Linked DNA regions of Mus musculus: all the other regions are linked to region 6. Evidence: chromatin loops called from intact Hi-C (ENCODE). Cell type or tissue: left cerebral cortex. All regions are shown on one strand.

Evidence for each region. A loop is a pair of places that touch in the nucleus more often than their neighbours do. Peaks named below come from ENCODE experiments on the same cell type or tissue, not always from the same donor. Only the 100,000 strongest peaks of a DNase experiment are listed, where the experiment ranks them.
Region 1: it touches region 6 in a loop (19-fold over the local background); 4 of 42 quality-filtered maps call a loop at or near these places.
Region 2: a loop joins it to region 6, with 2.3 times the contacts of the local background. A loop is called at or near these places in 2 of 42 quality-filtered maps.
Region 3: it touches region 6 in a loop (16-fold over the local background); 4 of 42 quality-filtered maps call a loop at or near these places.
Region 4: it touches region 6 in a loop (4-fold over the local background); 2 of 42 quality-filtered maps call a loop at or near these places.
Region 5: it touches region 6 in a loop (6-fold over the local background); 2 of 42 quality-filtered maps call a loop at or near these places.

What each region holds. Positions count from the first base shown.
Region 1 is chr1:38,427,012-38,432,011 of GRCm38, reverse strand. The region is part of intron 4 of Aff3 (AF4/FMR2 family, member 3); the gene reads left to right. Among named protein-coding and RNA genes, the nearest start is that of Aff3, 200 kb to the left of the region's middle. In left cerebral cortex, no CTCF peak of the experiment used is centred here; DNase peaks (open chromatin) are centred at 2,545 and 2,846.
Region 2 is chr1:38,367,036-38,372,035 of GRCm38, reverse strand. All of the region lies in intron 5 of Aff3 (AF4/FMR2 family, member 3), which reads left to right. Among named protein-coding and RNA genes, the nearest start is that of Gm16150, 150 kb to the right of the region's middle. In left cerebral cortex, a CTCF peak has its summit at 2,969; a DNase peak (open chromatin) is centred at 2,664.
Region 3 is chr1:38,435,189-38,440,188 of GRCm38, reverse strand. All of the region lies in intron 4 of Aff3 (AF4/FMR2 family, member 3), which reads left to right. Among named protein-coding and RNA genes, the nearest start is that of Aff3, 190 kb to the left of the region's middle. In left cerebral cortex, no CTCF peak of the experiment used is centred here; DNase peaks (open chromatin) are centred at 1,598 and 2,299; H3K27ac peaks cover 724 bases.
Region 4 is chr1:38,356,355-38,361,354 of GRCm38, reverse strand. The region is part of intron 5 of Aff3 (AF4/FMR2 family, member 3); the gene reads left to right. Among named protein-coding and RNA genes, the nearest start is that of Gm16150, 140 kb to the right of the region's middle. In left cerebral cortex, no CTCF peak of the experiment used is centred here; DNase peaks (open chromatin) are centred at 2,044, 2,438 and 2,898.
Region 5 is chr1:38,624,227-38,629,226 of GRCm38, reverse strand. It overlaps Aff3 (AF4/FMR2 family, member 3), which reads left to right and starts at 1,983. Exons shown (of 22, transcript NM_001290814.1): 1 at 1,983-2,138. The coding sequence starts at 2,086. In left cerebral cortex, no CTCF peak of the experiment used is centred here; DNase peaks (open chromatin) are centred at 1,785, 1,808, 2,200, 2,681 and 4 more places; H3K4me3 peaks cover 2,876 bases; H3K27ac peaks cover 1,396 bases.
Region 6 is chr1:38,286,495-38,291,494 of GRCm38, reverse strand. The region is part of intron 8 of Aff3 (AF4/FMR2 family, member 3); the gene reads left to right. Among named protein-coding and RNA genes, the nearest start is that of Gm16150, 70 kb to the right of the region's middle. In left cerebral cortex, no CTCF peak of the experiment used is centred here; a DNase peak (open chromatin) is centred at 2,573.

The sequences.
Region 1 (5,000 bases), 140 kb before region 6:
TAACAAGTGTGTTTTCTAAGGTCAATGGCCTTCACTTTTATAACTACCAAGACTGACCATATTACCCCCGGGAAATGTAACTGTGATCTTCTGCTGTTGTATCTATTAGGCTTTCTCCAGCTGTCTGAGGTAAAGGTTCTCATACTTCCCCACTCCCCATTCACCAGCTCCATGATCCAGAGCGCACACTTCAGTGAACTGCATTCTTTGGCTTTTGGTTACAAGAAATATCATCCTAAGTTTGTATTTTATTCCATAGTATATCCATATTTGCCTTTATCTGAATATTTTAAATTTTAATATTGGAGTACTTTAATATTTTAATTTCTACCAATAAAGCAAGATTAACAACAACAAAGAGTCATGATTTTCTTACCTCTCTAGCTAAAGAAAGCAGATGTTCTTGTCCATATTCACCGTTTCTGAAGTCCATGCTGGGCAGGAGAGGGCTTCTGATATCCATCACGTGCTAGGCCCAGTGATACCTCACCACGGCCTTGCTGTCACATTTTGAGATCCCAGATGAATTTTTCTTCTACCCACTTTGGGAGATGGGCTGCACTTGCAGTTGAAGGTCACTGACTCTGTTCTCAACCTTGGGAGAGTCAGTCTAGTAGACCTAAGAGCTCAGAGCTTGTCAGTCAACCGGTTGAACCAACCAGAACGAAAATTGGCTAGGGTGGTCCAGAATCCAAAGGCAGCCACAGTTTGGTTGGACCTTTCCACTCCAGCACTGCTGTTTGAATTGGCAGGAGTGCAGGACAGGTGTATAACCTACTCCATTGGTTATAACCTCTCTCACTAGTGAGGTGCTTGCAAGCATAATGGGGAAACTTACATGTCAGTTCTGCCAGCGTCTCTGTGCCCTATTTAGGGCCAGCATTCAGACCCTTTTCCTTATCTTGTCCTTTAAGGACATCAGCACCTTCTACTCTTTCTGAGTCTAGCCCAGAGAAGCATTAATTCACAGTGACATTCTTGAGGTATCCAACTTCACCTTCAAATTATCCCACAAAAGCACCTGACCCCATGGGGGTGAATCTTTAATGGTGTCTTTTGACTTTAATTGATGTCTGGCACACACTGGGTCCTGGCCCTTGGTTCCACTAATGTCCCACTGAAATATCACACAGTTGCCACCATCCTAGCATGAAGTCAGTTGTGTGTGTTCAAATGCTTTTTCTCTACCATTTCATAGAGTAACTAAAAGCTAAGTTTACCTCCAGGAAAGTGGCCGCAATGTCCATGTGAAGTCATTGACCGTGGGCTCCTGTGCTGTAAGGACTGAGTTCTAGTTATTGTCCATCCCCTCCTCTCCTTGGACGCTTTGCCACCCCGCCCCACCCACCACTGGAGGGACCAAGAGGTGGTGCTCCTCTCATTGGACGCTTTGCCACCCGACCCCGCCCACCACTGGAGGGACCAAGAGGTGGTGCTCCTCTCATTGGACGCTTTGCCACCCGACACCACCCACCACTGGTGGGACCAGGAGGTGGTGCTCCTCTCATTGGACGCTTTGCCACCCGACCCTGCCCACCACTGGAGGGACCAGGAGGTGGTGCTCCTCTCATTGGACGCTTTGCCACCCGACCCCGCCCACCACTGGAGGGACCAGGAGGTGGTGCTTGAGGAGATGCCATTTTTGTGAAGGATCCTTGCTGAGCTTTCAGAAGTAGTGTTTCAGTAGAAAGCTATTATTAATACATTCTGTAGAGAATTTTCTGGGAAGGTTGTTAATCCAGCCTATCCTACAGAGAGTATTTATGGTTATGGGGTCTACTTGATGTGGTATACATAATTTAAGGGAAAACTCTCAGTTGAATGAGCCACTAGGTATGGCAGATTCCACCTGGACGTTTAGAATGCAGAAATTAAAAATGGCAGACAGCGAGATGGCTCAGTGTGTTCTGTCTCCAGGATCTGCATGGTAGAGGGGGGGAAACTGACTCCTGAAAGTTGTCCGTTTCCTCCACTTGCATGGTTGGATGCTGTCACATGTGAACCGCCCCCCCCCCCCGCCCCAACACACGCATACATCCAAAAAATATCAAAATGTCAAAATGTACTGGGGCAAGAGGATGCTGGCACGTTGGCATGAGACAGCTTCATGACAGGAGAGTACTTCATACACAGAGAGCGGGCTGAGCTGATATGTCTGTCCCGTGTGTTTCTTTATCATTAGTCAGAGCATCATAGATAGTCCTGATCTAAAGGCTCAGGAAGCCAGAGCGGTTCAAGACGGACACCGCCTGGGAGCTCTCTCCACGCTTCACTTTCTTGTCTCTTTCATTAAAACAAAAACACCAAAGCAAACAAAAAGCAACCCAACCCCTTGTCCAGAACTTTCAAAGTGACACAGGCCCCTCCTCCATGACAGTGCCTCCCGGTCAGGACACACCCCCTCAGGGCAGCACCTGTCAGGCACCCCTCCTGGGTCCCCCTTTCTCCCTTTACTGGCCTGGTGTTGAGCTGAATTCGAGTGGGCTGCAGCTACTGTGAGTGCTTCAGATGTGGGCCTCTCTGTAGACTACGGAGGCATGACTAGCAGATGCAATTAGCTGGTTGGATTAAAAAGGAGGAGGAAAAAAAACCCAACACCGAATTAATTATTGCCCTATTCGTTATCAGCACTGGGAACATTGGCTACTGTTGAAGTTTCTCTGTAAGGCAGGAAGAGGTGGGAAGGTTAGAAATTAGAATTTAGGATTTTTTTTTTTTTTAAATTTCTGAAGGAAAGAAACCCAACACACTTTCCAAAGCTGTGAAAGCGTTCTCCTGATCTGGTGGATCCCATCTGTGCATTTTTCAGTGACATATTTGAAGTACATGAGCTATAGTCAAAGGACCTTACAAAAAAGAAAGCAAGCAAGCAAGCCGTGGGCGTTAATGAGAGGGCCCAGCTTGACAGCTGTGAGGCAAAGCTAAGCTGAGCACACTCTCTCCGTGTGCCCACCTGTCCCTGGGGCATGATTAGTATGCTCACACTTCCTGAGGAAACTCTGGCATTCTGAAGTGTCACCCAGAATCCAGAAGACGCTGTTGGCACATCATTCTGTAGCAAGGGAAGTGGCCCTGACTCTGACCTCTGGACCACCCATTGACCACAGTGGGACTGGTCGGGTGAGGGTGAGCTCCTCTCTGTCTACACTGCCAGGGGTGGGAGGATCTGAAGAAAGAGGAACCATTAAAGAAGGCTTTACCCCTGAGGTTCTCACGTGTTCCAGGAGCTTAGCGAATGGCCTTCTCTCCAGGCTTGCAGGGAAAGGTGATTGCCTGCCACCTTCCTGGAAACTCAAGCCCTAGGAAGATGGCCTGGTAGCTTCCAGACTCCTGGCGGCTTCTTATGGACCTGTGATACCTGTAAGCTATTCTTGGTCACCAAGTTTATTCAGTTTTAAGTAAGAGTAAATGCTTGAACATGGTTCCATAATGCAGACCCTGATATTTGGGTTCATCCTCCTGGGTATATGTTAGAAGTGAGGACTTACAAAGGTTAGTGGCTATGATGCCCATGGTGGGAGTGCCTTCAGTTGCCCTTGCTTTTGTTGACTCCAGTACCATAATCTGTTGGCAGTCATGTGAGGTCCCCTCTTACAGCACAGGCATCTTACCCTAACCATCTTTTCTGAAGATGATGTCTTCAAACCTGGCTTGTCAAGTCTCCTGAAGACTCTGAAGCCCTCTTGAAAAAGTATTGTTTTTTGGTTTAAACTATCCAGTGTTGGTTTTGTCGGCTTCTCTTGGACGCCATACTGAGCCATGTTGTGTTTTTCTTAAAAGAACTGAAAAACTGTGTGGCATGACTCGTGGGTGCTCACAAGCTTCTGTGAGGGAAGGAGCTTACGGCTTATCTGTCACATATACGGCCAGTGTGACTGACTGAAAGCTCACCTCTTGCCTTAAACTCTTCAGCAGTCAGCCCGTGATGTGTCCAGCCTGTCGGAACTTTAATTTCTGGCAAGTTCTAAGTGTTGATGAAGTTGCCCATCACTTGGAGTTCTGTTGCCTCTCTAGTACTGACTGATGCAGTAGGTCTTCAACAGACACTTAGGAGTGAATGTCTATACTGCCCAATATTGGCTCTAGCTTTGCCTGTAATGTTTTCATAGAATTATTCTCATCTATTATCTATAGTGAAACCCTCAAGTTATAAGTATGTTGTGTCCTTTCGTTGTCACACGCTACAGTGGAACACTCTCTTCACACAATGACAAAACACCAGGCAGAGGCAACTGAAGGGAAGAAGGATTTATTTTAACTTGTGGTTAAGAGGTGACACATGAAGTTGGCCGAGGTGGGAAGATGTGGTGGTAGTGGGGGCATGAAGTGGCACATGCGATTATCAGCCGTACACAAGCAAAGACAAGTGACCTCTGTGCTTTGGGCTTTCTTTCCCTTTGAATTCAGCCTGAGACTCTCGTGGAATGATACTGCCTGCATCCCTCAGGGTTCTTCTTTCCTCAGTTAAACTGCTCTAGGAAACACTCTCACAGACCCACACAGAGGAGGGGTGACTCCCAGGTGACCTTAAAGTCAGTCAAGCTGAAGATAAAAGATGGCTGTCACAAGCCAGGCCCTGTTACCTGCACATCCAGACATTACATCACACCAAATAATATCTAGAACCTAGTATACCTCTCTTCTCTTGGTCTGGGGTAGGCCTGCCCCCCCCTAAATTTTTGATCTGAATAATTAATCAAATTAAAGATTTCCTCAACTTTGCTTTACTGCTGGCTCACCATGACTTGCCAAGCTTCAACCCCTGTGTTACTGGGGTTGCATCATGGGATCTAAAGTCAGGAGCCACTAATATGGATTCTGTTTCATTTTGTTGGATTGGCCCATCAGCTTAGGGAGGTCTTTCTGAGTTTCATTCTGTCACCCGATATATGAATTATCTGTGGCTAATATTAGTAGTTTTCATGCTTGCATAAACAACTGTGGATTATTCTACTCTTAACAGACCCCATTGTTCATTGGACAAAGACAGCCGTTGTTTT
Region 2 (5,000 bases), 81 kb before region 6:
AGACTGAAAAAATACAGTTCAGCAAAACAAAAGCAAGAAGCAAGATGACCAAAATGCAATTAATATGAGTTAAAAATTGTAAATTGCAAATACCACTGATAGGAAAATCTAGAGAAAAGCAGGTTTGGTTGTTGTTGTTTTTGTTGCTGTTGTTGTTGGATATGATACAAACAGTGGTATAGTGGGCTGTATGTTTGAAGTAGGAAAGAAAACCCTAGACATCTAAACCCATCAAAAACAGCTTTCAAAAATAAATGCAAATTAGTTCATCTACAAATAACAAGAAAATTCATTGAAACAAATGGAACAAAATAAATAAGAATTGTCGTACATTAGTCGGGGCGAATGGAAACTGTGTCTCCATAAAATGAACATTCTGGAAATGGTGAATGTTATTTTTCCTAGTTTTAATTTTATTTTAAATAACCGATAGCCTAGAGCAAAAAGAGAGGAAGCCACGGCTGAGGGGAGAGAACTGAAGTCACGAGAGTTCTAAAGCTGTCCGCACACAGGTTTGTGCTTCTACTTAGGGCACACAGAATGTGCGAAGTCACCATAGGGACACCCAGGGAAATCAGCAGGACAGCAGATCAGCCAGAAACCTAGAAAATGTATAGGAAAGAGCGATCAGGCTGACCCTAAAAAGAAGACAGAGAACTCGGAGAAAAAAATGTAAACCAATATCAAAGAAGTAAGCTTACATTCTATCATTTTATAATTACTTTAAAGAAAAGCTTATCTAGGCACTACTTAAAAGTTTAAGGTTATTAAAGTGGCTATAACAATTCAGAGGCAGACAGTATGCTGCCTATATGCTTTGAAAATAAATCAAGGTTTCCAAAGCAAAAGACTTAAAACTTCATGCACATGCTAATCTAAAGAAAACGAGGATGGAAGGCGTTGTCTTTATAATTGAATCCAAGACAAATATTGTCAGGAATTTGGAGGAAAAGTTTAAAATAATAAGAATTGTGTAACCAGTCATTGGAATTATGTAACAACCTTTATAAACCTTTCATAAAATAAAGGAACCTTTTATGACATGGTATAAACTGTAGAAATAGCAAGAGAAACAACCTGGCAGTTTTAGTTGGAGATTTCAGTATTCTTTTCTCATCGTTGACAGAAAAAAAAAAATTTTTAGTAGGATCACAGAAGACCTTAAATCTCAAGCAAAGGAGTTGACATGATGAGCCCTGCACCCAGTAGCAGCAGGTTAGTGGCTTCATTGAGCGACCTTAGCACATCCCATTGGGCAGTTCAGCACTCAGTGGTTTTTGTCAAGTATGCATGGCACAATTGGTAAACTAGACTGTTTGGTGTTCACAACACACCTCCCTACATTAGAAGGTTCTGAAGAACAGAAAAATATGTTCTCTGGTCAAAATGATATTAACTCGGAAACAAAAAGGAAAGAGATGACTGGGAAACTCCCAGTGTTGGAAGGTTCAGTCCCATGATTCTGCATAATTCAAAAAAGAAACCAGAGAAATTGAAGTGTATGCAGGGCTTGCTGACAGCATGCCTGTCACATTCAGTTCACACAAGTGTGTGGAAAGTATAGACACAAGGTTCAGAACAGGAAAGGAGAAACCTTCGAAAGACGAACTTCATCAACAGGTTCGCTGTCTTAGGCTCCGGCACCACAGATGAGTTTCGAAGGCCGATCCCAGATGTTAGCTGTCTAAGTTCAAGCAAGATATAATCTTTGGGCCCTGCTTCCTTGGTGTGTGAAAATGTTTTTGAGGTTCATCTGTGTTGCTCATATCTTGGTCCATCCTTTTTAATGTTAAGAAGGATCCCATTGAATGTGTCTACCAATAATAGGCTTCTCCATTATTTGTTTGTCAAAGGATAGTCTGAGTTTTCACTTTCAGGCTTTGTAAATCTGCTGTTGTGTGCAAATCTTCGCATAGTTGTATGTTTTCATTTATCTACGCTAAACAGAACTGCTGGCTCATGTGTCTATCAAGGAGTCAGCCTTGACGCTATTAACATTTTGAGTTTAGGTAATTTCCTGCTGCAGGGACAATTCCAGGGACTGTAAGATTGTGGCAGCACCTTTGACCTTTACCCACTAAGACGGCAAATAGTATCTCTTTAGCTGTGACTAGTAAAATGTTTCCCAGAGTTGAGACAGTTTGTCAAATTCAGTAGCTACTTAATGGATATCATTGCTTAAGTTACAAAAGCGAACAGTGCTCTTTAGGAGAGTCACCACAGATGTGTCTATGAACCCCTTCACTGGGTAAAGGGAATTCAGATCTCATCCATCCAGAGGTTCTGTGTCTTTCATTCAAAACTTCAAAGCACTGCTCCTATGTGGTTTGGGTAGTGTAAGGTAGCCTTGTTAGCAAATTGTTGCAAATTGATTGCAGTCGTAACAGTAGTTACCACATAGTTCTCCACCAGGTTGTAAAACTTCTTGAGGCCCTGCCTTTACCATACAAGCTTCAAGACTCTGGTGTTGCTGTAAAACTCCCTCCCTTTTCTGTGCTGTGTACACGTTTTCAGATGAGAAACATCAACTTGCAGTATTTCGAGGGCAGTTGGTAAATGCTTGAGTAGTCATTTTGATGGAAGAATTTATCACAGGCGGGAGAGGTCTGCACGGGAGCGTGTGGGTTTTCTGATGAGCAATCACTTTGCATTTATTTTTGCAGGAGCCGCCATCCACGGTCTAATTTAGGTATCATCACTAGAGTCCATGCCTGTGTAATTTTGGCTGGCTCTACATCGCCTTCATTGTTGGAAGTAGTTGACAGATTCTGTAATGTGCTTTAAAATGCAGAGAGCATCATTTTGTAGCTCTCAGCTAATTTGCCTCTGCTATGGTTGTTTCCTTTTCCAGCAGGCCTTGAGAAAGTATGGGAAAGATTCTGTTAGCAGTGGGACATGTCCTGCAAGCAGTGTCCCTCCTCATACAGTGAAGGCTTCCCCTGACACACCCTGCCCATGCTCACTATCACTTTCTCCTCATGCCAGATAGGTGGCACTCGTGCAGGCTAACACACGAGATAGTTTGAGATTGGCCTGGTCCTGGTTCTGAGAGAGGTTAGCCATTTTGTTCTGATGATATTTGCTTGCTTTTTACAGTCTGTAGAAATGCAGACATTACCAGTCACCTAATTGGCAACAACTTCTTACAGAAGTTATGGCAAGCCTTTTAAAGGAAGGACATTTTATAAATGTAATCTAGTCTTGTTCTGTCTTCTAATTACAGAAAATCTGGGATGGGTCCAGGAGGAAGCTTAGAGATAGGGAGTGAATTCAGGGGCTGGCAGGAGCAGAGCTGGTCCATAACTAAGCAAACAGGCTGCCTCACCTCCCACTGAACTCCAGGGTTATTTCTCTTCTGCCAAAACAGCCTCCACCCAACTTTGAAACCCAGCCTAATGGTGTCTAGAGAGAACTGTGTAGTCTTCCTCTGCAGGTTGCACATCCCAGAGAATTGCTAAATGATTTGTTTCTGCAACAGAGATGTGTGGCCTGTCTGTGGACAGCAAGAGCAAGCGGGAGCTGAGTGTGCAAAACATGTTGCCTTGAAGCCCTGGGAGCCAAGGAGCAAAGCCACAAGGTTTTCCCTGCAGACAGAGCAGAATACTTCCTTCCCACAGCATGTTCAGATGCACGTTGGTGTCAGTGCCTTGTGAGGGAGGATGGCTGTCTGCACGGGGCAGCCTTGGGAGAACCCCACATCACCTTTCCCTTGTCCTTTACCTCTGTCCTTCAGCCTAGTGCTGACCGGACTCTGATGTAAGGGTTGAGTTTGCAAGCATTTTGCTAATCATGACCCAACAAAGCACTTCTGGCTTCGGTCAGAGTGAGTGGGGTGTGAGCCAGCACCCGGCCATGGCCTCTCCTTGCCATCTGTGATTTAGAGCAAAATCTTTGAGAGAAGTGTAACTGCCTGAATTACTGCTCTTTTATATGTTTTTAAATGAGAATGGAAAGGCCAAGGGCCCTTTTTTCCTCATTTAATACTATTAAATCATCATTAAATCTTGAACTGAACACTGCTGATTTTAATGATGCCCTCAAGTACCCATCCTGGTGCTTGACTGTGTTAATATTGTTGTATATATGGATACAATAAATAATGCCTAGCTAAGATGGTATGAGGAGCATGGCTGTGTGTATCAATAAAAGCAGTCGTACTAACGAGACCAAGTGTCAGGAACAGATGGCGTGGCGGGAACCCGGCCATTGCGGTGCGAGTTCGACAGAGTTCCATGGCAGGTTGAGTCCCACCCTAAAACCAGCCTGAATCCTCTAAATATTTTATAGCAAATTGGAATGGAAGGATTAATTCGAGGTTCTGGTTTATTTTTTCATTATCTGGCTTTGGCTTTATAGCACTGCGTCATAAAGCAGCTCGGTGTCTATTCCGTTGAGTGGCTACATGCCCCTGGCATCTGGGCAGCCATGGTTATCGGCTGGCTGATTCCCCACTACAGCAATCTGCTGAACAAAGACAAAGGATGTGGGAAATGCTGGTCTGAAAACCCTGTTGTTGCTTTAAAGTTGGCCTGTTACTCTAGCTGAGTTCTCAGGACTCTCTCCGTAGCTTTAGGACTTTGTCAACCTATAATTGAAGTAATCACAATCATGTAGGCCACCATTTTCATGAGGAGTATCTTCAAAACTTTGCCTAATAGCTTCAAACCCTAGATATCCTGGTTTTGTCTTAATGATACATACCTAAGATAAAATTGGGTTCATAAATTAGGCATGGCAAGGGATTAACCATATTGATGATGAAATAGAGCAATTATACTATAATAAAACTTCTGAAGAACTTAGGAATCATTTGTCTTTAGAATTCTCTATTGATAGATTCAGATTGCAGTTGACCATGGATCACCAAAGTCAAGGGCAAAGGGTGGGTGGGGCCTGCAGAACAGTGAATTGCTGCACTGGTGTGTGTGTGTGTGTGTGTGTGTGTGTGTGTGTGTGTGTGTGTTAGGATTGACATCTCATGGGACCAGCCATCTCATGAA
Region 3 (5,000 bases), 150 kb before region 6:
AATGGGATTTCCAAGGCCCCATTGCCCAGATTAATGGCTGTTCCCTGGACATCAGGAAAACCTCAACAGCACAATTATTTGTCTCTTCATTTTATATACATTCACCCACACAGAGGATGAGCTAGAGAGAGAGAGGGAGAGAGAGAGAGAGAGAGATATGGGTGAGCTAGGCTCTCACATAAGCAGGGACAGCAAGAGATTGGAAAAAAAAAGATTTATAGGCTGTAGCAAGAGAGGGTAAAGGAGGGGAGGCGGATGAAGACCAATCATGCTGAAATGAGACTTGACTTGCTGCTCTTTTTCTTTCCCAGTCTCATTTTGCTGGGTGCCCCTCCCCAGCATAGCTGTTCAGTCACTCCTGTGTGTGCTCATGCATAAATTCAGGTCAAGTAGAAAACCCCGACTTCTCTCTTCATCATAGGAACGGGTAATGTTCTTATCGATACGTAACGAGGAATCGCAACTAATTTGGCTCGTGACCTTATTCTTTTATCATTAATGGTGGAAATGGTATTTGCTTAGCCATTAATACATTCGGTTCAGTAAACTAAAGCTGTTTGAAATTTCCACTAATCCTTTCCCATTGAGGATTTCCTTTGGACCAAATCACTTGCGAGTAAAACTAAAAAGTAAATGCATGCCCAGGTTTCTAAGATTTTCTGGGATCAAACATAATTTACAGGGCACAGCATTTTAAAATGAGATTTCTTTTTCTCCTTTATGTTCGCTAGCTGGTCCCAGAGTACTGGAGCATGAATGAACTGTTTACTGAAAATATAAATTGCATGAACTTACCCCATGAAGTGTTCAAGTACTAAGGGCTTTTTTTTTTCAATGAAAGAAAATTGAACCAGTACACTAGGAGAAAATAAAAGTAGAAAACTGTTATAACACCTAGCTCTTTTCCTTTTTTTTCTGAAAAGATGCTTTTCGAATGAATCTGTCTCTGCTGTTTAATTTACAGCTTGAGGGCTCATTAGGATGATAAATGGCATGGTTGGAGAATGAAACATACTTTCTGAACAAAAGACAATGTCGGTAGCCTAATAACATTTTATGCTAGCACTTATATCAGTCAGAAGTAGATGCTATTTATCCCTGTGATTATTTAAAAATCATTTTTATTGTCCTTTGTGCTGTGTCCTCTTGCAGGGATTTTAATTCAGAGTTTGACACCTACTTATTAACTTCGACGAAGTGTTGAGTGCAAAGGCCGATACTTTATAAAGAATTCTAAGCAGCCGTGTTTATATAGCCTGCAGCTGTACACAAATTAGCTCAGTTTGGATCTGTTTCGATCAGAAATAGAAATCGTGTCGGGATAGCAAGTCACCTCTGTTTCTTTGGCGAAGCATGTGCTCTCTGCTGTCTGCCTCCATCTGAAGCAGCGGGACTTGCAGAGTAGACAGAAGGGGAGTTTTCCTAATGGTAAAGGAGCCCTTATGCATAAATACATCACTTCCATTTCCCTTGCTTTCTCCAACTGCTTGTCCCAAACAGCACTCTGTCATCTGTCACCACACACTCACGCCCGTCCTTTCTTCCCTCAGCCCCTCTCCAGGCCCACATTTCCACTCCCACACCCTCACTCTCCATCCAGATTGCTTCTTCCCTAAGCCATCTGTCTCCCTGGCTGCATATTTTCCCAGCTACTATGTGGGCTTAATTTTTTTCCAGGGTGGGTAGCACCCTTTTGAAATTGAGTGGGAGGCCTATATATGTGTGAAGAAGTGAAGACCAGGGATCCTGGGATGAGGGATTCTCCTGGCTGCTTTGCAAAACAGCTAGCACATGTGTGTGTGCATGTATGTGTGTGTGTGCTTATGTGTGCATGTGCATGTGTGTGAGAGTATATGTGCATTTATGTGTGTGTGCTTGCATGTGTGTGTGTGTGTGTGTGTCTGTGCATGTGTATGCATGTATGCGTATGCATGTATGTACATGCATGTGTGTTTGCATGTATGTATGCATGCATGTGTGTTTGCATGTGTGTCTCTCTGCTTGTGTATATATGTATGCATATATGTAAATGCATGTGTGTGCTCAAGCATGTGTGTATGTATTTGTGTGCATGCATGTGTGTGTGCAAGTGTATGTGCATGTATGTGTACATATGTGTGTGTTTATGTGTACATGCATACTCGTGCTTGCTCACAGTGTCATTCCACCTTTTGTGTGGCCATATTTCCAGCCTCTGTTTCCTCCCCCCTCAAGATGCCAATGCATGTCACTTGTGACTCATCCTTGAGGTTTTCTGAAAGGCCAAGTGTCTGTCTGGCCCTCCTAAGAGGAAAAACAGCTCTAGCACTGGCTCAGAGAACTGGGTGAGTCACACCCCTGGGAGATGTCTTGTCATCTCCCAGGGTTCAGCAGGCACTCTTAGGCGTGAGGCACAAAAGTGGGAACGGGAAATGTGTTCTCTTAGTCGAGTGCACACATGTCTTTCCACACTCACACACTCCTGCAGTCTTGGGTTTTGTTTGTTTGCTTTGTATTTCTTTTATATAAAGCTGCAGAGAAAAAAAACAACAACAAAAACTCACCACCCACAAAACATAAGAGACAAATTCTTGGAAAGCAAAATTCTTGTTGCTACTCTTTTAAACTCTCTTTAAATGGTATTTGCAGCTAATATTTTCTGCAGAAATTCTTCAGAGGCTTGAATTTTGTTCCTACTGGTCTGGCATCACAGCAAATGAAAGAATATCCAAACACCTTCTCATTTTCTCTGTCATTTTAGATAGTACTCATATTCATACATAATGACTTTTATATCTTAATAAAAGTTGCAGCAATAATTAAGAATACCTTTTAAAAAGGGCACATAGAGCCACCTGATTGTTCCAATGGACATTATCATAAAACTCAAGAGAGAGCTCATGGCGTTAAGACAAGGCCTTCTAATCCCCAGAGAATTGGGCATGGCCTAAGGAGTTATGTGACCATGAGAGATGCTAACCAATGTCTTTTGCTTCCTTTGACAAAACATGAGCACAGAAAGATCAGTTGTTCGTGTCCAGCTGACCTAAATTAACCTCTCCAAAAGGTCAGAATTCCTTGACAAAGCACCCTTGACCTGTCGTCTACCAACAAGGTAACAGAGATTACATGTTAGTGGTCTGTTCCACCTAAAGGGATTGGTGGTGGAGGGAGGCTGTCACACATGTTGCAGATTGTGCATAGTACTTCCTTAGTGTTATTAATACTGTTGTGATGCTCATTCACGGATGCACTAAGAAGCTGAGGAGCATGGCCCAGAACATAGAAACAAGATCCTGTCCACAGTGTGGATTTAAATAAACTGGAAGATGGATGGCGGAGACCTAACAGTTCAGGGAAAGGAAATGATTTCAAGAGAGGAATTCCACGAATCTGCAGAACTCATTATGGGCCTCGGAGGAACATCACAGACCCTTTTCAAAAGCATAAATAATAGGCACCTTTGTTAAAGAATCCAGTCTGGAAAACAGTTTGAGAGCCTCGTGCTTTGTGTCTCTGTCACCACGGCCAGGTCTGGAATTGTTTTCAACCCTGTAAGTTAGCACTTCATTTCTTCTCCCCGGCAGAGTCCTGGGCTGCCCCTGAGCACACGCGTTAGGACACATAAAGACAGCCTGGCAGGCCTCTGAAGTGACCTAATTTTGCAGCCTTTGGGCTGTCCAAGTTTTCTTTTCTTCTGTCTACATTTAATCCAGACAGCTGTGCACCACATAATGGTGTTTTGTTTGGAAAGGGGCATTTGAATCCGAGATGATCCCCTGAGCGTCTATAAAGCTGGAAAGGTCCTATCGCTAAGTGGAAGCACTGTGGCTGTCCTAACGTCCTGGGACAGGGCACTGGTCCCATGATTCTGATGATGCTGTACCTACTGACCTGTGGTTCTAGGACAGTAGGACAGTGGTAGTTATGTCTGGTGTGTGTACATTGATCATGATGTACATAGCTGTGTTACAACTATACATACTTGCTCTGCCCTTTAATCATCAGCTTGACTGTACTCCTGGAAACACTACAGAGAAGTGTACTCTGGCAGCTGCTGTAGTCTCCGTGTTTGGGGGTTACCTGCCTCTTGGTTACATCTGGTGCCATGGGGATGGAGTTTGCTGTGTTGCCATTCCTTGAGCACCCCATGACGGTTACACACTGATGATATTGCCTGGCACATCTCTAGGTTTTGCTGTCATTCTGTTTAAAGTTATTCTCTATTCCAGGTCTATAGGGGGTTAGGGTTAAAGTCTTCATAGTTTATTACCGTAGTGTTCTAAGTTAGGAACCCTAAAGTAGATTTGTTTGCAAGCTTTGTCTCTGTCTACTCACAGCCTTTGTCTCTCTCAGGAGGCATCACGTGTTCACACAGGAGTTTAATGATGGTTCACTCAGGTAACTGATGGTTTGGCCTGGTCCTAAATTTTAATTTTTTTTTATTTTATTAAATTTTAGAGTCCTCTCCCCAGAAATCGGGATAACTATAAACAATACAAATAATACCTATAGGCAGAACATCAGAAAACATGTTTTTTTTTGTTTTGTTTTTGTTTTTGCTAAAGTCTGTAATGCTTGTTACAAAGCAGCATATTTGAGATATCGTGAGATACTGAATGACTTTAGGAGAAACTACATTCAACAATCCATCATGAGAGAATTAAAACGCTTCTTTGTATTCCATTAAGTAAATAATCATAGAGCAGAATTTTCCCCTAACTCAAGTTGTTTTTGTAAATCTAACTAAATGTAATTGCAGACAGAGAACACTCCATTTTAAGAACAACTTCATGTTAAAGTCCTAACTTAGTCCTTTGAAATTCAGCTAAAGTCATTTTTTCTTAATCAAGCTGCCTTTCCTTGATTCTCCCCTCAACTGGAGCAAAATGCACGGTTGGTCTGGAGAAGATTGACACAAGGTCCCAGAAATGCCCTACCTTGGTTTTACCTGCTACTGACCATCACAAAATCACAGTTTATTGGCTGATTTTCCTTTTTTAACAAAGATCCTAATTGCC
Region 4 (5,000 bases), 70 kb before region 6:
GGAAGGGATGGTGACCAGGCGGCCGTCTGAAGCTTCACTGGAGTTGAAGATGCGATGCGGGAGTCTAGTTTTGATGGGATCATGTAATGATGTAGTCTGTGCTACGAGTCGGTATAAATAAAAGATGTTTTCTATGTCTGTGTCTGAGTCACAAGCCTGCAAATTCAGGTTCTGAGTGTTGACTCTGGTTGACTATCATGTCTTTGGGGAAGTCTCTGAGCTTCATATTGATAGTTATCACTATTTTTAAATGGAAATTCATAGCTATAACAATTTTTTAATCTCTCAGTGTTTTTTATTGGAAAACTCACCTAAAAGTTGTTTGTAAAAATTCTATGAAATAATGTACTGATTTGGGTTATTACTAGTATGTTGCTTGTCTTCCTGTTAATGTACCACATTGATATTTTTACCATTTATGTCTCCCAGGAAGTACTTTTACCACTTATGTCTCCTTAATCATCTTATAATTTCACATAATAATGAGGTTCAGGATGATAATTCAACATATGCATATAATATGTAATGATAAAATCAGAAAATTCTGACTCTGAGTCCCATCGTGGTTCAGTATCCTGACATGAACAGGATATGCTGTATTCAGGTAGCCAATATTACTCTGCCTCATAACTATATACAACTAACAGTTAGTATCATGCATTCAAAATTGATTTTATGTGTTAACAGCACTAAAATACACCACAACCATAACACACATGAGAAAAACCCCTAAGACTCTCAGTAGACACATAAGACTGATTTGGAGAAAACTCAACACTTTTTTTCATCAAAACACTCAATAAATTATGAACTGAGTTAAACTTCCTTACTCTATAAAGGTTATCATTATAAATACATATATATCACACATTTTACAACTTGTTATATATAAAAATATATATGGAGCAAGAGTGTAGCAATTTCATGCTTAATGGTAAATATATAAATATATAAGCCACAAAAGGAAAAGCAACAGGAAGCTGGATGGATGGATAGACAGACAGACAGACAGACAGACAGACAAAATTGAGAGGGAAAGTTGTTGGGGAATGGGGAGCTATAGGAGAGGGAATTGGGGAGTAACTTTGATCAAACCATATCGTATGTATGTATGTATGTATGTATGTATGACATTTCCCAAACAAAAATAATTTTTAACTGTATTTTATGTGTTTGGGCATTTTGTCTGTATGCATGCCTGTTGCACTACTTGCTAACCTGGTGTCGGTCAAAGTCAGAGAAGTAATTGGATCCCCGGGAACTGGATTAACTACTGTGTGGGTGCTAGGACTAGAAGGTCCTCTACAAGAGCAGTCAGTGCTCTTAGCCACTGAGCCATTTCTCCTGCCCCTCAAACAAATGTATTTTTTTTTTCAGTAAAGAATTAAGAATAAGGGAAAGGAAAGGAGTGGAAACGAGGGCTCACAGGAATGCACGGCTTCTAGATGGGGCTGTGAGCACTGGCCTTACAGTTTTCCCACTTCTGAGACTGCTTGACCTTTGCGTCTTAGACCTCAAACTAATCAACTTGAGCTTGACTGTATTGTCCACTGAGACCAGGTCAGTTGGACATGCATGTTACCAGTTGGAGCTAGATATGCTGACTACAAATTTCCCAGGTTTGGGGGTTTTCCTTCTATAATGGGGTGCAAGCAGAGCTTGTGTTCCCAGAACCAAACTGGGCAGGACACAAGCCTAAGGTCTTCTGTGTAAGGCCACCAGACCCGGGACAAAATGGCTGAGCCATGGGTTTGCATCTAGCGTTAGCGGATGTCACCGGGTCGTGGGAACATTTTCATGGATTCAGAAAACAAAAGAACCCAAGGAGTGCCTGATGTATCGTGAAGGTAGAGAGTGACTTTAAATGTTCTGAACGAAGAGTCTTAAGGAGAGATGTGTTCAAGGGCAGGATGGTGAGGGTGCTTACACCAGTGTGGCAGTATCTTTCGTTGTGGGAGGAAATCCAGACCACTGGCTCCTCAGGGCTCAGCCGCTAAGCCCCAGCACATCACAGTGCGGCCCGCTGATGCCCATGGTGTGGCCTTTGCGCATGCGCTGCCTCACTGTGCGCCTGGGCCTCAAGTACACGAGGACTCAGGAGAGGAAGCTTTGCTCTGCATAGAAAGTGCGGGCAGCTCCTCCGGGCACTGTTCCGGGATGCTCGTGGGTCACAGGCAGGTAAAGAGAAGACCCCCACAGGCACTTGGCACAGAGTGTCAGTCTGTGTTTACACCCTGCTTCTCTAGAGTTCCTGTTATGCACACGGCAAGCTCCGATGTCACTCCTTTCCACGAGTTGCCACCCACGGAGACATCTGAATTTGCAGCCCGTGACCGAGGGAGTTACCTCAGCACACGTGTGTTTGTGGGTTCCTGTCTGCCCACATGCCGTAAGCTCATTTGGAAAAGAGCCCATTCTTTGTATTTTCCGTGCCCGGTGACACACTTAGCACATGGCCCCCGCACGAAGCCAGCTGGTGGCGGCCTCGTCCCTCCCTTACGCGGGAATACTATCAAATGCCTCAGAGCTGAGCCCACACACTCACATTTTGGCTGGAGGCAGCCACTGAGATCCAGCTGGAACTGTTGGTTGTACAGACCAGAATAAGAAAAAAAATTATTTTAGCAGATTTTTGTTGTTGCTATCCCAACAGTTGTCTGTGAACCCAGAGCCCAGAGCCGGACAGTGGGAAGGGCCCTCTCTCTCTCTCTCTCTCTCAGGCCACTTTCCACTGCTGCAGCCAGTTTGCAGTGCGGAGGCACAGGTGCAGGAGACAGGTGACTGTGTTTTGGTTTTTATCATTGACTGTGAAACAGAACGGGGAAAGAGATTTCAGCAGGCCATAAAGCATACTCCACTACAAATGAGATATTAGTGTTAAAATTCTTGTGTGTTGCTAAATATTTACCCAATACGGGTTTCTGCCTTCTGCCAACCGGAAGCATTTTCTTGGCAAATGCGCCTCATCTGGAACTCTGGAATCACTCTCTGCATTACTCCTCTAAGTGCATAAACACAACCATCTGTCTACATGAGGTAAACAGACTGACCCCTATTCTTTATTTAAAAAAAAAAGAAGAAGAAAGAAAAGAAGCCCTTTGTTTTAAATTTAAATTTCTTGAAAATTTCCCAAGATAATCCCGACTCTGCTTGCTGTTTGCAGCCAAAGCAAACAATTCTGAGAGACTTCAGCAAACACGGAACCTTTTCCTTCTCTCCCAGTGTAATCTGAAGCCAGTCTGAGAATTGCATAGCCAACAGTCCCCCTCCCTCTTTTCCTCCTATCTCTTGGGAACATTATTTTACTGTCCTTCTGTAGGCGCTGGATAGTTTTAAAGCATCACATTCATCTTGAACTTTATGCTGTGTGGATCCAGAGTCTCGCCAGCTACCCTGTAATAAAGTTGGGTCAGTAGATATTGACTAAATTCCTTCTAGGTGTTAGCTGGTAGATTCATTTTGGGGGTTTGGGGGTGGTGGGTGTTTGGATGCCATCGAGGAATCACTTGCAGCCCTTGTAAATAGCCATATTGGAAAACAAGTGTGTTCTCCTCACTCAAGACTCCTCAGCTGGTTTTCACAACCTGAGAGAAGGAAGGTTGGCAGTGGAGACCCAGCACGACGCACTGGGTTCCAATCCAGAACAGCTCTTGCTCCTTCTCTCTCTGTGTCTCTGCCTCTGTCTCTGTCTCTCTGCCTTCCTCTGTCTCTGTCTCTCTCCCTCCTTTTCTCCTTCCCTCCCTCTCTCCCTCCATCCCTCTTATTTCATTGGACAGTCTAGTTAAAGGACTTCTAACTCTTTGAATTTAGTTCCACTCTGACCACTGAGATCTCTCACCCCTGTGCCCTATGTAGTAGCACAGCACAGGAAGAATGCCAGAAATAATCGTGACAGAAACAGCAATGTTGAATCCAGCTCTCCCCTGTAAGTACCCATAAATTCACTCCACTATTTTCTAAGGAGCATCTCACTAAGCCAGACTCTGTGGCCATAAACAACTTGAGAATGTTACTATGTTGCCACTCAGTAGAATGGGCGCTGAAAGCAAAGTGCTCCGAGAAGAGGGTAGGGGTGGGGTCTAACACCAGGCGACCCCAGACATGCCTGGGAAAAGGAGGTAGAGGGGAGCTGTTTCCTGGGTAGTGCGGGTCTTGAGGTTCCTAAGGTATGATTGGAAGGGCACCTTTTCTCCATCTAGGAAAAGCCTGAGGTGGGATTTCCTCCCTTGAACTATATGGGGGATTCCTGCGAGGAACAAAACTTGAACCCTTTGATTCAGGGATTCCTTCCAGTGAAAATGACCCTGAATAGCAGCGTGGCGTGCTGGGAAAATTATCTGTCAAAGTTTAATCTGCCTCAGGATTGCTGGCCCTTCCCTTCCCTTCCCTTCCCTTCCCTTCCCTTCCCTTCCCTTCCCTTCCCTTCCCTTCCCTTCCCTTCCCTTCCCTTCCCTCCCCTCCCCTCCCCTTCCCTTCCCTTCCCTTCCCTTCCTTTCCCTTCTCTTCCCTATCCTACCCTACCCTACCCTACCCTACCCTACCACACCTATACAGAGCTCCTTTTGTGACAATTAGTTCAAAAATGACTTGACTAAAACCTCAGCTTTTTCAGTTAGAGAATAATTTAAACATTAAGACAGGATGTTTGACTCTTGGAGTAGAATGGTATTAGACCTAACATCACTAAAGGTCTGTTAAAATACATTTTTAAATTGCCATTATATCTCACAAATAGAGAAGAAAGAAGGTGTATCAAAGGGTGGATGAGGTAAACAGAGCAGAACCTGAAGATAAGACCTCTGTGACTGACATACCCTGTACAATTTTCTCCTTTTTGTAAACACTCCGACTCCTGTGTTCTTCTTTCATGGAATTCACAGACAAGGAGAGGCCAGATCTCCAATAAGCCAAGTGCATCATCTGGCCAGGCACAGAGCAGGATGTCCTGCCTCCGGTTGTACCTCGTGCCCCAGCCACCCAGCCCACACCTAGAGACGACT
Region 5 (5,000 bases), 340 kb before region 6:
CCAAGAGGGTTTATGCTAAGTAGGTATCTGTAAGGCACATTTCCCCCCTCCTTCTCTCCAGATACACTGTAGACCAAGATTTTGGATCCCAGCCCTTCACACCTGTACTTTGTCCATATTTCCTTTGTTCTTTTGTAGCCTTCAACTAAAGGGGCCGGGGTGGTGTTTCAAGCAGCGAAGTTGTTAGTTTGTAAAAATAACCAGTCAGTTTCTACAGCGGATTTGATGCAGACTCTGCCTTCACTTAGCGATTGATATTTTCACATTAGTTATGGATGCTAATAGGGAACTATTCCAAAGCTGGGGGAAGAAAAGGATGGGGGCCCGAGAGCTTTGCAGTTCTGTTTCCGAGAGCATAGAACTCTAGTTGGCTTTTTGGCAGTTTATCTACCTGCGCCCACGACTTCGTTAGTTCTCCTTCAGAGGTGGGTGAAATAAAAAAAGGGGTTGCTCCTAGGATTTCTACCAAAGGGGCTAAATTTTTGGCGGCCTCACATGGTGGCTCTTCTTGTCTAGAAAAGGAACAAAGGCCGATACACTGCAAAGGCCTCCCTTAGGGCATGCGGGGTTTGGTGTAAGTGGTGAGCTTTGCTCGGTGCTGCTCTCTCCAGGAATCCTGGGGAATCCTGAACAGGGCTCCAGGAACTGGGGCCAAGAGCATGGGAGAGGGGAACCCCATGCACCACCCCCGGGGCCAGCATGGGATCCTCAATTTTGAGGGCAGAAGCCCAGAGATGGAAGGATAGACCAGCTCTACGCCTCCAGTCCCCACTCTCAGAGTGTATATAATAATGAGCGAGGGGGGAGCAGTCTCTCAAACCAAGGGAGTAATAATAGCAAGGGTTTTATTTTTTTTACAAGCCACAGTGGTACTCTATCATCTTTCCAGCTGACAATCTGCCACTCTCTAGACAGGAGAGGAGGCGGCGGGAAGTTTGTAGTGGAAACCCAGAGAGGCCTTTCCAGTATGAAATAAAAAGAAAGGAGACTGGTTTCCAGGGACTGGGCAGCTGAGGGCTAGTGGGATACCCCTCGTCCTCCCAGCCCCCAGGCTAAACTGCAGCTGAAAGCAGGTCTTGGAAGACGCTTCCTTCCCGCCTCCTCTTTATTTCACTTAAGTTACTGGCTCCAGATATTTGAAACGATTTGTTTTCAGCGCTGCCGTGGGCTGCACTGTTAACTCTCACCGCGCCTGGGGCGCCCAGGGCTTTTCCTTCCTAGCGCCCACCCCAGATCTTCAAGAGTGCACACCTCCAGCCGCAGCGCCCTGCGGGTTCCCCTTAATTTGCGGAGGACCAGAAAGTCCCAGCTGGACACGGGGCGAGGGCGAGAGGCAGGGGTCTGCTTTGCTGCAGGCCGGCCTCGGCTCGGCACGGCATCCCCCTGCCCTCGGCGCCGCTGCGCCGCTCCCTTTGGCTCAGAGGACGTCCCCCGCAACCCTCGGGGCCACTGAGGGTCTGGAGAGATGGAGGGGCGCGGGTGAGGAGGGCGAGCCGGCAGTCCGGCCCGAGAAAGGGCGCGGGACCCCGAGCAGCCGCACGGGGAGAGCGGGGAGCGCGGGGAGCGCAGGGGCGCGCGGGGCGGGCGCGGCGCGGGGCTCAGGACGCGCGCGCGCGCCTCGGCCTCGCCCGCGCACACGCGCCTCCCGGAGGAGAAAGAGGCGGGCGGGCGAGCGGGCGGGCGCAGAGCACCGCGCCGGCGGCTGCAGCGGGCCGGGCCGCCGCGAGGGAGGGGCGGAGGGGCGGGCGCAGGCCGGGAGGGGGCGGCGGCGCGGCGAGAGAGCGAGCTCGCGGCTCTCGGCGAGTGTGGCTGCGCGCGAGCCGGCGAGCGGGTGAGTGCGCCGGGCGGGCCCGGGAAGCAGGGGCCGCGGGGGTGCCGGGCACTGAGAGCCGGGGGAGGGTGACTGGCGGGCAGGCGGGCAGGCGGGCGGCGGCGGCTCGGGCGCGGCCGGGATGCACCTTAGCGGGCGCCTCTCGTTGCAGCGCGCGGGCGGCCCGAGGCTCGGCAGCGGCGGCGGCGGACACGGCGGCGGCGGACACAGCGGCGGCGGCGGACACGGCGGCGGCGGCGCTGACACCTCCCACCATGGACAGCTTCGACTTAGCCCTGCTCCAGGAATGGGACCTCGAGTCGCTGTGGTGAGTCCCGGTGCTGGCCGCTGGGGAGCCGCGCTGGCCCCGCCTGCCCTCACCTGGGCCGGGACTCCGGGTGCCCGGCCGCCGTGGGGGTGGGGTGGCTCGGGGACACCCGCCTCGCTGGCCGGCTCCTTCCAGCCTTGGCGGGCTGGATGCTCGGCCGCCTCCCCGTGAATTCGTCGGTCTCCGGTTCCGTTCTCTCCCCTCGGTGCTTGCCTGCGCTAGCTCAGGGGGCCGGGGTCTGGCTGCCACTGGAGGAGCGCAGCGGTGGAGGGGAAGAGAACCGATTTTTAGAACGTGTCACTGATGCCTGAGAGCCCACCCCTCATCTCGCAGCCCCTCTCAGCTCCCTTCCTTCGGATTGTGCTCCCCTCCAGCTCCCGGAGAGCCTCAGGCTCACCACCCCTGTGACCCCCTAGAGTTGGTACCTCTACGAAGTGCCCGGAGAGGATGCTCTCTAGCCTTGCGCCCTGCCTGCTCCCTGCTTGGCGTTTGCATCCTTCCTCTGTCCTACCTCACTCCCACTGGAGATGGAAAAGTGAGCACCCTAGGCAGGAGGCCAGTGTGTCTTGGTGCCCGAATTCCGGAGGCCTTGGCCCAGGGAGACTCATTTCCCGGAGGTTCTCGGTTCCTTTGCACCCTTTCTTCACACATGCCCATGGCTGAACTCCTCACTCTTTTTGTCAAGCTCAAAGCTGGCAGCCTGGAATGCACTTGGGGTTCCAGTTCTCGCTAATCTCGCATTAGGGAGAGCTGCTATAGGTAAATCACAGGTAGATGCAATTTAATTCTAGTTGCGGTTGTCTGAAAAATCCCATTGGCTGCTTCAGCATCCCTCACATTGCCCCCACCCCTTAAATGTTTCCAACCAGCCCTATTCAGGTGGTAAAATTACTGCTTGTATATTCCTGGAGGAACTTGTGTTATGTTTAATATTTACGGGGATGAACATCTGCTGGAACAAGCATATTAACTGCTTTCTGTTCTGCCTCTGGTAATCGCTGATTGTAGAGCTGAGCAGTTCCCTTTTTAATTCAGTAAAGAGTTCACATGTGTCAAAAACTGCAAGTGGTGTGCACATGAATATGCGATGCACAATTTTAAAGCTAAACTGCTTTATGATTTATGACACATACCTCGATGGCATGTGGGCATGTGAATCTCCATAGTGACTTAGGCTCAAAGTGACTTTATTTTCTTAAAGACAGGTGTAACAAAATAAACTAGACACAGAGCTCACGAATTATCGGGCAGTTTCTTATAGAAGATCCGACGGTGACTACAGCTTGCTCTGCATAATGCTAGCACCTATAAAACACACAAGGATGGGCTCCAATGTAATAAAACTTGTATATATTACACTGGCAACTTCAAAGAGCTAGTGTAGAGAGAATATGGAACATGTTATTACTCTATAAAAGTTGCTAATTACTGTGTTGCTGCTCCTGGGGTTATTCCAGTCTTTCATTTACAGATACCTATTATTTTACAGGTTTACCTTTTGAAATATTGGTTTCTGGCACAAATTCAATAGCTTCCCAGATAACAACTGCCTTTTAAAAATGACTTTTGCTTTTTAAAATCTAGGCAGGCTTGTAGTTAAAGGGGAGAACTTATTTTTTGGACGCATGTTTATGCTACTTATCCACTTTCTGGTTCAAATTGAACTCCTGTATGGTTTTTATAAGTTGTATTTTGAGATTATCAGTGGTAATGTGTAGGCCTTTTTGGCAAGGGCTCAAGGTGTGTCTTCAGTTCCCAGTAAATTATCTTGAATACTGTCAAAGAATGCCTGCTGAATTGTCTTTAAATTTTTAATATCCTATTTATTTATTTATTTATTTATTTATTTATTTGACCATATCTCTCAACATAGTCCAGGCTGGCCTGAAACTTGCTTTGTAGACTGGGCTGGCCTCAGACCACATAGATTTTACCTGTTTCACTAGTGCATTGAGGACATTGCGCCACCACAGCTGGAAAGCATTTTTTTTTAAGCCATTGCACACTCAATCAGATTTGTAAGCAATATATAGTTTCTTGGCTTAAGAAAGCATGTTAGATTTCTTGATTACAGTATAGTAGAACAGTTTGGCTTAAGAGAATGTTTCTTATTTTGTGGATATAGAATTTACATTTACAAAAGGTTATCTTTAGGTAAAGTTAAAGATAAACCAAAAAACTTGGGTTTGCATTTCAAATATGTCAGACATTCTCTTAGTTATGGACCAATTTTTGCATGACATTTCTAACTCAATTTTAGGATTTGCTAAAGACTTTTATGTTTACAGTTCAGTTTCAAGCTCATGCATGATCAAAAACATGTAGTCTCTCTCTCTCTGTCTCTCTCTCCTTCTCCCCCTCCCTCCCGCTCGTTCGCTCCTCTCTTTCTCCAGCTCTTGTTTGTTTTTGAAAGAAAGTCTTGGTGTGCAAGTTTCACACTCAAGGTAATTATCCTGCCTCAGTCTACTAAGTTCCGGGATACCAGGCATGGGTCCTTCATGCCTGGCATACTTGATTACTTTCTATATGTCTGATATTCCTATATCTGTTATCTTCTTGTTTGAATCTGATAACATCTCAAAAGTAAATGACAGTACTCTCATTTTATAGATAAGAAAATACGAGTTTTAATCTGTAACTGTGCCAAGACCAAAAATGACAGCAGGTATTTTAAGTCTAATATTTGCTACATACTTGTCAGAGGCATGGCCATTATATGTCCTAGGTCATTTATTCCCCAACAAGAAACTTACCATGTACGTACTGTTGTTGGTCTGATTTTTACAGAGAGGAAAATTGAGGATAGGTGATCAGGTAGCTTGTCTGAGTTTATACAGCTCTGCCTCAATGAAGAATTAGCTT
Region 6 (5,000 bases):
AAAAACACAGTGTGTTGCCCATTTGGAATAAATGGTGGGGAGAGGGCTCTGTCAGCAAAGTGCTTACCTTTCAGATGTGAGCTCCCAAGGTAGACCCCAGAGCCCATGTAAAAAGCCAGATGTGATGGCTTGTGCTTATAAGCCCAGTGCTGGGGAGGTGGAGTCAGAGGGATCCCTGGCACCTTGCTAGCCTACCTACTTGATGAGTTCTAGGCCAGTGAGAGACCCTGTCTTAAAAACATAAATTGAGAGAGATCATGGAAAGATGCTTCATGTGGACCCATGGCCTCCATGTGCATGTACATACCCAGGCACACACATCTGCACACATGAATACACACACATGCAATGTAAAGATGCGGACAGGCACAAAGGGTAGATATCCCGCCCTCTGCCCGCAATTGCATCCTGTCCATCTGAGGTGCAGTGGTTGCATCTTTCTGCTTACAGACCCTGCAGCAACCACACAGCGTGCTTGAGGAGCTAGATGTGAATAAAGCGACATGATGATGATGCTTCCTGCAGCTCGTTCACGCAGCAAAGGCTGTATGAGCTCTTCTGTCAGGGGAACTTTACAGGCAGTTTATCTAGGCTTTTATCCATACCTTTCAGCAGAAAAATAATCAGTTTTGTCTGGTGCCCTGACAAAGGAAGGGTGTGAACAGCTGACTGTGGTCCGAGGCTGTCATTCTAAGGGGCACTGCCATCCCTCTCAAAGGAGCTGGCTATGAGCATTTCCTAAAGCCTTCCCGCATGGCCTGGGGTGCTCCTCCAAGTCATTCCCCCCCAGATTCTGAGAGTTCTCTGAGCTGCAAACTACAACACGGTAGCTGATCACCTAGATCCTCACAGGTAATATATTCCAATGTCTTTGTTTCTTCCCTCCTGGCATGACAGTAAAATGTATAAGGAGCTGCAAATCCTCACATGGACACATAAAAAAATGAAGAAAAAGAAGGGATAAGTAGGATACTGAGCTACTGGGCTCTGGAGTTGAAGAAATCTATTTGTTAACACAGTTGAGACGAGCCATGTTCACTTACAGCAGAGAAAAGGGAGTTCAGAGGCATCCCTGCCTCCTCCATCCTGTGTGGAGCCTCACACAGAGTCAGAAAGACATTCCCCAGGTTATTTTTCCTTCCAGCTTAAGCGTGCACATTCAGGCTCTCTCAGGAGAAGAATGTGTCCCTGCACATAGACGGAGGTCCCTGGCAGGACACCCCTGGTCATAGGAAAGCTAACGAAGGAACTGAATCAAGCTGTTAGCAACTGGAGCCATTGGTGTGAAATTCCCCTAGTGAGAAGGAGAACGTGGGACCTGGGCCCCCAAGATAGGAAGGCCTGGTCTAGCTGGGCATGTGTGCTGTCCAACAGAGAGCCACCAACTACAGGTGGCTGTTAAGCACCTACAGTGCACAGTCTATAGTCGAGGCTCAGTTGGTAGGAAGCCAGCCCAGTGCATAGAAAGCCCCAGTTCTGTCTTCAGCATTTCATCACCTCGAGCATTGGCACATAGGCCTGCCTGGAATCCCAGACATCCAGAGGAAGTTCAGTGTCACCAAAGAGTCATTCAGTTCCCGGCCAACCTGGGCTACCTAAGATGCTCTTTTAAAATGGGCAGTCTGAGCTGAGATCAGACCAAGATGCGAAACTTGTCATATGAAGAAAATATAATCATAACATGGATCCTTTTTATTACATGCTAAAGTAGTAGTATATTCTCTGTGAGGTTAAATAAAATATATATGTAAATATATACGCATATTTATTATCAATGGTTATTGGCTCCAGGGTACCAAAATCTACCTGTGCTCAAACCTTTAGAAAATGGTATTTGTGTTCACTTAGAAGTGCTATACATCCTTGTGTAAGTGTCAAATAAAGTGTCTATGACACCTCATTCAATGTAAAGACACCATAAATAGCTTTATAATGCTGTGTAGAGATTAGGGACATAGGAAAATGCCCATCCATTTTCAGTAAAGATGCATATTTTTTTAATTTACTATTCATGGTAGGTTGAACTCTCAGATCTAGAACCCATAGACTCAGCTGGCTATCTTCAAATTAATATCACTTTTTTTTTCTTTTAACATGCCTGCTAGAAATTTAAACCTTTATAGGAAGCTCGAATTATGTTTCTGCCAGATAGCATTGTTCCCAAAAATTGGTCAGCATTTGAACAGACAGAGAAGAGACCATAGAAGCCAACCTATCTTACGTCCAGGTGATTGCCAGGCATCCCTGGGGATGCTTGTCTGCTCACTTGTTTGTTTGTTTGTTTGTTTGTTTGTTTGTTTGTTTTGTCTTGAACCAGTAGCTCATCTATCCCAAGCTAGTCCTAGAACTCCATGTGTAGCCAAGGGTGATCTCAATTATCCTGCCTCCACCTTCCAAGTGCTGGGACTACAAGTGTGCACTGCCTTGTCTACTTTGTGTGCTGCTACAGATAAGAGCCAAGGACTTCAGACTCTGCAAGCACTGTGCCAACTGAATCACATCACAGCCCACTCTATGCTCTTGAGAGCCTCAGCACCATCAGACACCCACCTCCCCTCCCATAGGCTTGCATGCTAAATTCCTCTGGCTGCCTCTGTGGGTTGCTAATCATGGCGTACCAATGTGTCCTCTGCTTTACATCTGCTGGCCAGCTACTGGAGTAAGCATGTCTCTTTCTTAGTCAGAATTTTATTTTTAAGTCCTTAAAATCCTTTGAAAGTCCAAAATATCCCTCTCTAATTTCCTGGCTAGAATGTTACAGCAAACTGTTCAGGAGTGAAAATGTAAATTGAACACAGAAAAAGACTGGGTTTTTATGTAGGATGATTTAGCCAAAGCTGTAATGTGTGGGAAATAAAAGGGACTGTCTAGGTACTTTTCTTCTTTGCCAACCTTTGAGTGCAAAGAAAGAATACAAAATAATTGTCCGAGCCTTTGTACTACCTAAAATGTTTTTAATGATGTTTAGTTGAAGAGTTTGGGGGTTTTGTTTTTGTTGTTGTTGTGTTTGTTTGTTTGTTGTTTGGTTTTATAGGTTGATGTTGTTTGGGTTTTTGTTTTGTTTTGTATTTTAGTGTTTTGGGGATGTTTATTTTTGTTTGTTTGAGTTGTTTTTGTTTTGTTTTGTTATAAGGAAAGATAGAGGACCTTGGATCTCAGAGTCAAGATGGCGGAATGTGAGTCCATTTGCCTGGACTTCACAGTTATTGGTGGGATGATGGTGGAACCCTGTGCCTTGCATATGCATTTCCACTAAGCCATGGGTGATACCTCCATCCCCTGTCACTATGGAGCCTTGGGTGACTAAGCCCTTGCTTGCATCAAAGCAGTAACACTCCCTAGTTCTGTCATACTGTAAATCACCCTTTCAACTGTCCTTACTTAAAATCACCTTGACTTCTAAAAACTATCATTTTTTTTAAACAGAAAACAATTATAGTTGCTCTAGGTAGTAAACTGATTAAGGTTTTAATGTGTGGGCCATTTCCATATGCCATTTAGAGTTGGCCACATCCTGCTTATTATTTTTTTTCTGACACTGTCCTTGCTTTTCAGCACACAGATATAGAAAATAGAATTGAGCTCACACATACACACACACAGAGAGAGAGAGAGAGAGAGAGAGAGAGAGAGAGAGAGAGAGATGTTCCTTTCTATGTGGATTCAAAGCGGTCTATGAGTTCACATTGATTTGGTTGGGGATTGGCCCGGCTGTTGAGTTCCTGCACTGTCTGGGGCCCATGCTAAACTCTTGGAAAATAAGTCAAATAATAAGCTGACATGGTGCCTAGAACTACATGTCCTGCAGAGGACCAGGCTGAGGTATGAGTGGTGGATCCAGCGTGGCTGGAGCTATGATTGACGTTCATAAAAATGGGCTCAGCCATGCCAGAGCCACCTGCCAGAGCCTATAGCTCAAAGCTTTTACATTGACTCTCCTCGTCACCGACCTGGTGCCTGAAACCATGCCACCCCTAAAGGATTTGAGTGTTCAATGCATGGTCTTGATCCTGAAGGAGTTTGAGGGAGACGGGAAACATATCAGGGACCAGCTTGAGGGGATGGGAAGCAGAGGGAAAGCTTGGGTTGGAGGTGCTGGTGTCTGTCTGTATAGCATAGAAGAGAGATGTATAGGCTGGGCCCTTGGGGTATATTATCAGACTGGAGTCTGCTCCTCTCCTCTCCTGGAGAACTCCCCAAACTCCTCCTGAAGTCATCCTGTGTATATCACTCATGGGTCCCACACACAGCCCCATCTTCTACCTCCACAAACCAGTAACCTCTTCTAACTCTGCCACTAAGGGTATTCAAGTGTAAGAATAAAGAGCATGCTGCTGGATGAAGGGGCAAGCCCAAGAGACGAGCAGAATGCACCATCCTGTGTCTCTGCACATAGTAGGGCATCATGCCCACAGTGGAGCTCAGTAAGGACTAGAGCCAAGCTTAGCAGGTAGAGCTTGACCCTGGGAATGGGTCCCTCCATAGTTAAGTCCTCTTTGGATATGAACGGGAGAAGCCTTGATCTAAAAATAGGGAGGATGCACACCAGGGTAGCCAAGGTTGCCACACCTCACTGTGCTAGAGCCAAGCTATTCCAACCTCACCACATTTATGGGCACTACTGCTGGTTCTTGAGGCTGAGTACCAGCCCTTGGTGGGATCCCTGAGGAAGTACTTGAGAAATGTCCTTCAGGCTTTCCATGTTGCACATCCTGTTAGGCACTGTCAGGCGGGGAGTCCTTCCCTGAACACTAGGCATGAATTAAATATCTAATGACTTAGTCACTCCCTGGCAGTTAGCCTCCTCTCTCCCAACACTCCTCAGAGGGTAGAAAGAAGGAAACTCCACCATATATAAAGCCTGAAAAAATAAACTTCTTCCTACAAAGTCTTATGTTGTACTAGGAGAGTTTTAATCAGGATATATTTTATTAAAGTCAAATTTCTTTACATGCCCAGGTGTTCCTGTGATGCGTTCAACAGTAGTGCACAATCATTCG